Linked DNA regions of Mus musculus: region 1 is linked to region 2. A link is a loop called in an ENCODE intact Hi-C map of the cell type or tissue named here. Cell type or tissue: heart. All regions are shown on one strand. Each heading gives the region's core, and the rest is flanking DNA. Links, peaks and the distances in the headings are about the cores only.

What was found. A loop is a pair of places that touch in the nucleus more often than their neighbours do. Peaks named below come from ENCODE experiments on the same cell type or tissue, not always from the same donor. Only the 100,000 strongest peaks of a DNase experiment are listed, where the experiment ranks them.
Region 1: a loop joins it to region 2, with 4 times the contacts of the local background. A loop is called at or near these places in 11 of 42 quality-filtered maps.

The regions. Positions count from the first base shown.
Region 1 is chr13:116,710,703-116,715,103 of GRCm38, reverse strand. No RefSeq gene overlaps it. Among named protein-coding and RNA genes, the nearest start is that of 4930435F18Rik, 130 kb to the left of the region's middle. In heart, for the core only: a CTCF peak has its summit at 2,681; no DNase peak of the experiment used is centred there; H3K4me3 peaks cover 1,640 bases; H3K27ac peaks cover 1,022 bases; H3K27me3 peaks cover 1,238 bases.
Region 2 is chr13:115,675,371-115,679,771 of GRCm38, reverse strand. No RefSeq gene overlaps it. Among named protein-coding and RNA genes, the nearest start is that of Gm25985, 560 kb to the right of the region's middle. In heart, for the core only: no CTCF peak of the experiment used is centred there; no DNase peak of the experiment used is centred there.

The sequences.
Region 1 (4,401 bases), core at 225-4,224, 1.0 Mb before region 2:
TGGATGGATGCCCTCACTAACCATCAGCTTTCTGAGTTCTGTAACATCCTGACATCCATTTAAAAACTGTAGGGTGGACAGCAGGTGGCAGCAAAGGCCGTGATAAGAGAACCGGTCTGGCCATTGCATTTAGAATTCTAGACTGTTCCTGCTTAATGAGATTCAGGTAGAGAAGATTGGAAAGTGACAGCTCTTTTGGTCCTGAGTCAAGAATAGGGCATAAAAACATAACTTCCTGGAAGGTGGACTGCAGTCAATTTCGTTTAAATGCTTTTCTACCATTTTAACTAACTTCTGACTAAATGTGACAGTTGTAGAGTTTACATAAAATAGTGGTGTCCCACACAAAAACCCAACTAATATAATAGCCAATGACATATAATAGTTATTATAAAAATTTGGAAGAGGATTTCTTTCTTGGCTCAGAAGTATTACTGGAAGAATATCAATATCCTAAAGTTAAAATGTAAATATTAAGACAGCTAAGTATGAGGGGGCTCTTTGAAGAATGTCGCAGTGATACAAGACCAACAGGGTGGCAAAGAACCTCTGGGTCGTCTTATAAACACCCAAGGGTGTAGACAATGAAGTATGAAGGCAATGTGTGTTGACTTAGTGCAAGTGAGGCACATGTGGATACCTTTGAATGTTTGTAATACAGAGGTGTAACCTTCAGTCAGACAGCATAATTCCACACACAGGCCAGCCAGCTCCTGGAGTTCAGAGTGCGTCACACTGGTCTAGGGAATCTGTTTTGGAAGAGCTCGGTTTCCTTCAGACTCAGCTGTGGTTGGGTTGTTTGCCTCGGTGCCCAAATAGTTTGAGAGTAACTGAGTGCATCCCAAACTATTTTCGAAAGCTAACCAATTGAAGGAAAGACACATAGCAGAATGGTGCTGGTTTTTAGAACTGTAGCTGTTTATTATTCTCCAAATACGATTTCAGCCCTAGAGTAACTATGTTGGATGTTAGGCAAGCTGTGATATTCTTGGATTCCAGTTTCCTGAACTAAAGTGGGCATGTAAGGTGACACCTATGGTTGGACTGCAGAGCAGTTGGTTAAATAAGACAACCATCAAATACTTGCTTCTTTATGGACATTTTTTTCTTTCTTCCATTCAGGAATATTTGCCAATAAATTGATACATTTTGAAGAATACCTCAGAAAACTTGTTCCTTTTCACCTTCTGCTTCATCAGAATCTCTAATTGTGCAGTTCTGACTGTAGGTGGAGACAGTATATCAGGAGGATTAATACAGTGTCACCATGTACCTGATATGTCACCCCAAAATATATCAGGTAATTAAGGAGGCTCTACTGTAGTTTTAAGTTGTGGTCCTATCCAGTGAGACTTTGAATTCCAGTTGTATATTCCTGAAAGATGTTGACTTTTGTTTTTAACAAAATCTTGCAAAGAAAAAAAAAAAAGACACCTGTCCTTCTAGTAAATTGAGGGAAGGCAGGGGATAATTAGGGACAAATGATCTTCAGAGTGAAACCATGGCTTTACAAGTTCAAGTCTTGGCTAATAAAATTCTCAGAGTGATACCAGGAATCAGACAAATACCCAGAAATGTGTATTTCCCATCATTGCTGTTATTTGTATGCCCTATCTTTCCCCCAGCTCCTTTATGACTCAAATCCTTGTGTAAATTACCATAAAAGGAAAGCACTTTATTTATAGAGGGTTCTCTTTTGCCTAAATATTCCAGATGAGAATTTTTTTAAGTGACAATGAAAACTAACATTTTTAAAAATGTTGTTAAGGATATTGTAAAAACCTTAAACATCATCCACACTTCAAAGCAAAGTTCAAAAATCTGGGTTGCATGACTTGTCTCTTCGGGAAATGAATTCAACACCTCATAAAAATATCTTCAGGCTTCTCAGTAAAGCCATGTTTGTTCTTTGTGTGTTTGGAGTTTGTACTTTCTCTGAGTGCAGAAGATGTGTTAGCAAGCTAACTGGGATTATGCCCTTTACAGAAAACGAAGGCTCCTTTGGGAAAACTATTTGTCCAAAAGGAGTCAATGGCTTTCTGGCTTACAGTCCACTGCTTCTTCTAGCCCTTCTCTCAGTAGTAGCTTTGTGTTAAGGTCGTTGTTTTATTGATGTTGAAGTTCCTCACAACATAATTTACCCCCAAGGAAAGAAGCAGCAAAGCAGGAAATTATTCTCTGAAGTCTCCAGTTGTTTCAAGTCACAGCCTGATACTAAAGCGCAAAATTCAGTTTTCCATACATTAATATCATCTTTGCAACATCTCCAAGGAACCTAAAGAGAAATAGCAATCCTGAGGGTTTCTACAGGGAAATAATATCTATCAAATAAGATACATTAAAAAATTAAGTGTTAAATCGACGTCTTTTTAAAAATTGGGCTCTAGTCTGATAGTACTTTGGAAAAGTCAGAAAAATTTTAACTACGGGCTCTCCACTCTCCCTACCTTGAGGTACATATTTTGAGAGAAGATGACTTTCGATCTTATAGTCTGAATTGGAATACCGGAAGTTCTGACTGTGATCCTGGGCGCAGCCGCGGATGTATGTGCGTGTGCATGCTCAGCATAAAACAGTCATGCCCCCATGACTGTCAGCAATCCTATGAAGGAGCCAGCTCAGGGCTCTATGCCTTCTTAGTGGAGCAGCGTGCCTTTACGGTTTCTCTTCCCTTTGAAGACACTAGGAGGCGCGCCAGCACCAAGTTTGCTCCTTTACGCTCTGTACCAACAACGCTAAAAGGTTTTGTTTTGTTGCTTTTTTTTTTTTTTTTCCTTCATTTGAAAGTCTGCAAAGGGAAAAGACTGGGAAATGCACTTGGTCTGTTTATACATCCGAGGCCCGGAGGTGTTACTTTAGAGAACAATATCCTCTAGAATGGCTTTTCCCTCTCACCCCGCCTCAGCTCTCATTCTGTCTCAGGTGGACTTGGAAAAATACAATAAAATAAAAAAAACTTCACACAAGGAGAAAGTCCCGCCCCGAGGCCGGGTGGGATGGTTTACAGCCTGGACCTCCAGCAGTTCGGTGTTTAAATAAATCTTAGTGAGCAATGGAGACCGATCTTCACATTAATCTTGAGTAATTAGCGTTATAACCCTCGGCCCGTTCAAGACAAAGCTTTATGCAAATGTCCCCCCTTCCTTTCCAGATGCCTCTTCCCGGGGCCTGCCCCGGTCCCCTTATCCCCTAGCCCCCTGGGTTGCTAACGCCCCTGCAGATCCAGAGCCTCTTTTTTAATAACACGGTACGTTGAGGACCTTTAAAAAAAATGATGAGGGTTCTGGAGTTTTTAAAAGATTTAAAAAAAGGGAAGTAAGGGCAGCTGCAGAGGGGCGGGGGAGGGGGGTGCACAGCCGGGGCTGTTAGACAGGGTTAGCCTCCAGCGAACTGGCACCTGCCCTTGGCAGCCAGGCTTGTTCAGTCAAGGACAGAACCCACCGAGTAATGAGATTCGGAGGTTGGGAAGCGAGATTTTCTCCAAACATCAGACTGGAGGGCTGAGGGAGGGAGGGAGGATCTTCCAAGGGAGACCTTCCAGGAAGGTTAGATCTCCAGTTTGGCCCTTGGGACACCACTCTGACTTTCGGTCCTATACATAGAGAAGATTCTGAACTTGGGTCCTCAGCTGGGAGTCGCTGCTAAAAGGAGACATGGCCTAACAGGAGGCGGAGGAAGAGAATATGAGAAACCCCAACTCACAAGTTTTTATGCGCAAAGGTCGAGGAGGGCGGCGCTCACACAGAGCACAGACACGGAGCTAAGAGCGTTCAGGTCTCTGTCTGGTGCTGTACTATCTGCTGTGTTGTGTTGACTGGCTCTGAGGACTTAGATTTTCAGTTTATTCCAAGGACCCGCTCGCCGTTTTATGGCTGTACTTATTTTTTAAAAAATCTCTCTGGTCCGTAACGAAATGACTCAAACTCCCAAATCTTTGCAGACCTGAGAATGGAGCCTCCCAAGCTTCAGTGTGCATCCCTAATGCCGTAGTCCACCCAGCAACACACACACACACACACACACACACACACACACACACACACCCCACACCGCCCTCAGTGCTTCCTTTCTCACAAAGCAGAACCTAATGAGTGCTAAGGTATTAAGCAGAAGGGCTCAGAGAATGTGGCCTAGGGACTGTACCTGTCACTCCTCTTGAAAACTTCTACAGAAACAGTTTTCTGATTCAAAACGCGCCTCAAGCCTCCACACACATTATCATCCTTCTGTCTTTATACTTTTAGGTTATTCCTTCTCTCTCTCTCTCTCTCTCTCTCTCTCTCTCTCTCCCCCTCTCCAGCTGACCTCTCCATTCTCAAAAAGGTAAGCATAGCACTAAGGGGGAAAGCCACGGATGTGACTCTTTTTAACTCATAATAGCTGTGGTCTACACTGTGTTTA
Region 2 (4,401 bases), core at 281-4,280:
GACTGCTCTCTCAGGTCTTGAATGTAAATATCCTCATTTTAGTATAAGATCCTTCATAAATCACAGCCGTGTTTGTCAGCTAGGACTTCCTCCAGTCATCTCAATTGAAGCTTCTACCTGTTTGGGATACTAGCCATACAACAAATGTAGATGCTTCAGCTCCAGAAGTCCCTGTCCCCTGTCCCAGAGCTCATATGTATAGCTCCTTAGAAGGCAAAGTAGAAGGTCTTAGGGTTTTAAAATGTTACAGAATCAGAAGATGGTATCCTGACTCAATCCAGAAAACATGTTTTATGTTAGATAAATATGCTGGTAAAAATAAATAAATTTCTTTTAAAAGTTGACTGCTCACAGCTTTATAGACTGGAAATTTTTTACCTACTGCTTTTTATGTAACACTTAAGAATGTAATTAAGAATATTCATATGAATAGTTAAATCATTGGTTATTTTTAATACATAAATATGAGGCAGAAGAAATCTTTTCCACATTGAAGAGTGAACGGATTAGTGTAACAATTCTCAACCTTATCTTTAGCATATTGGACAGAAGGATACGTATAGAAGTTCTCATAACTCTGCTGCCAACTTGAAACCCAAAGTGGACTTAAACACAGTGTTAATATAATGATAAGGTTCTAGAAGATCTGGATAAGGAAGAAAATGAAGGAAATGCCAGAATGTGCAGAATCTAAGTGAAGAGTGTCCATCAGAGAGAAGAGCTTTAATGACAAAGATTAAAAGGAAGGAGAGTGGAAGAGAAACAAATACAATGGACAGGATGGAAACCACTAGCAACAGGCTAAAGTCTGATCTTTAAAGCCACATAACCTGCAGACATGGGTAGATAGCTCACTGGTTAAGAGGGCACACTGCTGTTACAGACACCTGGAGTTTCTCTCTCAAGCACACTGTGGGAGGTGTAAAATCACCTGTAACTACAGCTCCAGAGAATATGATGTCATCTTCTGTAGTCTGTAGGCACCAGCACTCACTTGGCACTTAATCACAGGTAGGCACACATACACATAATCATGAATGAATATAACTTAACCATAAAAGAAATTGCATAAACCTGGGGGCAAAAATAGAATGATAAGGGCAAACAATTCAACTTCATCTGCGAATAACAGGTTGTTTTTAACTGCATTGTGAAATGTGACACTAATCCTTCTTTTCTTGATGGATGTCATTTCTCTTCTGTCTTGAGCCCTGCAATCTACACTTGCATTTCTCAGTCATTCTGTTGTTACCTGCGAGGGTCAATAAGGCATGGTTTTGGTGTTCTTGTGTTGTAGAGATGGTGAGAACAGTAATGAATTTAGGATGGATATGGGAAGTGTGGGATAGGGGACATGTAGAGGGAAACAAAGTATAATTTTATAATTAACAATCTATTAAGACTGTGTTATATTCTCCTAAAGATTCTTCCACTAATTCAGTAGCCACCTTTACCTATTCAAGGGGAAAACATTTTTTTGGAAAGTATTAATAAGATCCCTGGTCAGCCCAGAAATTTTAAGGTCTCTGCTCCTAAATTCTCCAGGACATACTGAGAATAAACTGTGCTGTCCCTGATTAAAAAAAAAAAAAAGAATATGAAAAGCCATGTGTGTATCCTTAGCAGCACATAACCGTTCATAATTTTTTTTAAATTGAGACAGATACTCAAATACCACTTATGAGACCATTTAATACATGAGGGTATTTTGCTGATTTGAAATTAGTGACCTTTTTTATAATCAATTCCAAATCTTGCCAAATAATTATCTAATTAAGATTATTATTATTTAAAATAATAAATAATAAGGGCCATGGAAATTGGTGAACTGTCCTCTTCCTCTCTCCATTTCTTTGTTCCTTCCTCCCTTCCTTCCTTTCCCCTTCCCTCTTTCTTTCCCCCTTCTTTCTCTGTGTCTCTCTCTTGTCCCACACCTCTTTTCTTTCTCTCTTTCTCTTTCTTTCTGTTTCTCTCTTTCTCTTTCTCTCTCTCTCTCTCTCTCTCTCTCTCTCTCTCTCTCTCTCTTTCTCTTTCTCCTTTCTCTTTCTCTCACTCTCTCAACAAGGTCTTTTAAGGCATTAAATTTCAAATTTGTTATTCTTACCATATTTATTCTGTTTTATAATGAATTCAGTTTGAAGATTTTTCCACTAGGATCCAGAACAACAAACTTTTCTTTTCATTTTTATTTCTTTCTATCTCTCTCTTTTTTAATCTTAGATAGCACAGTATTTCATGAAATCATGAACAGGGATTTGAAGTGGACATCAGGAACCACACTCCCTGTGTTAAAGCCTGGGCACAACTCCGAATAACAACTGATGCCCTGTTTGGTTTTTACAGTGATGATGTAGTTGAAATGAGTTATGGAGACTTAAAATAACTAGTAAGGTGAGCTTTTGGTCAGCATACTATAAATAATAGCATTGAAGATTTGAAACGCACACACACACACACACACACACACACACACATGTGTGCTTTATCCAATAAGTCTATTGTAATTAAACACAACTTTTTAAAAGCAAGTATACCCTTCAAGCAGCTGTATGAATTTTCTGCTGTTCTCCCTACCCCCCACCCCCTGAATTTTAGATTTATACAAACCACATCTCAGCTGCTACCTTTCAACAATTTTACTCCGAGGCAATAAATAATTCAATGTGCTAATTTGACAGATGACTCTCCAGGAGCCACCCGCCATTACTAGCATCATTAGGCCATAATATGCGTGACGAGGAGGATGGCCATTCAGCAAATGTCCTTCACTTGTTTACTCCTAAAGAGCTGTACTCTGCACAATTAACTAATGAAGCATTATGGGCTTTTCTGCCCTTCCCTGCTATTTCAATATTCCAGTGTGGAAAGCCTGGAGGAAACCCCATCCTGTCTCCTTTTGCTAAATAAGGGTTTACAGGATGGTTTAGACTGAACCGGAGCTCCCAGAGAAATAAGGAGAAAATAAGATAGGAAACACCGATTCGCATCATATCTGTCATTAACACTTCCTTTCTTTTCTGTGATGTGTAAGGAAAATTCAAACAGAATTTGGCCATGAAAAAGAGAGAAGAACAAAAAAATGAGAAACCTTCATAACACAAAGGAGAGACAACGTTCCTGCAAATAAAACTCATATGTCATCCAATATTTCCTGCTAACAAAAGTTTTGCAGTGTCCTTATGACGTTACATAATTTTATCCTGACCTAAGAGCTTGACCAGAGGTAAAGGCCCTCTGAGTCACCCTCGATTTTACATGTTCAATCCAGGTGAAATTACTAAAAGTTCCGTGACTAAGGCTGTTGGTGTGTACAGGCTTTCTCTGACCAAATTAACAGCACCTTGTATCTCTAAAGTTTCAAAATGTCCAAGTTTTTGTCTAAAGAGCTCATTCCCACAGGCATGAATTAAACAAGCAAACATCACTGTTATTACTCACTAAACATCACAAGATCGAGATCTTTTGTTGTCGAGAAAAGATGGCTGGCAGTGGAAGTGATTTTAGAAACTTCCTTGCCATGAGTGCATACTAAACTGGAGAGTCACACTTTGCAAATGGTATCCTTTACTGCTTTACAAAGGCTATGGTTGTAAGCACAGAAAACACTCTTTGTTAAAGGCATAACAAATGAATGAAGGGGGGGTGTGAGAAGGGATGCAGGTCTCAAACACATTTCCAGTCTACACCAGGCCCATGGCATGGCTCATGTCAGAAACGTTCTAGTCTTAGATCTAAAATCTGTGATTTTCTGCTGGCTGAGAATACAATTTGATAATGATGATTGCAATGTTTCCCTTACACAAATAAAATTAGGATTAATAATGAGTTCTGATATGAACCAAAGAAAGGTATCATGCTCATCGAGTTTCAATTTAAGACTGTTGCATTTATTTCATGTATGAGAAAGGTCTTCGTGGCCTCAGTGATAACCTCGGGAAGATGAGAATCAGCATCCTTGTGTTTTGAGTCCTGCAGATAAATCCTGGTAGACTGGCAATATCTTATCACACATGAACATTTGTCATATTAGTTATTATTATGAACTGCACATTCCCGTTCACTTTTCTCTTGTATAGTTCACATGGTTCTTCTTTCAGCGGAATGAATGAATGCAGGCGTGCTAAGTCAAAACTGCAGGAGATGAATGAAAAATAGACACTTCTGAACATGGATGTGTCTACTGGCTTCACTATGACTGGAGTAGTATAGTAACGAAAACAGTAAATCTGATACCGTTTAGTATGGTGAGGACTGTTAAACGCCTGGAGAGTTTGCTCCAATCCGCCCACAACAAAGATGGTAAATAACTAGAGTGTGCAAACTTATTTTTCAAACGATAGTTCAAAATGAGAAAGTATGTTTAAATGCCAACAGACCATCACCCTTCTTGCTCTTGAGTAG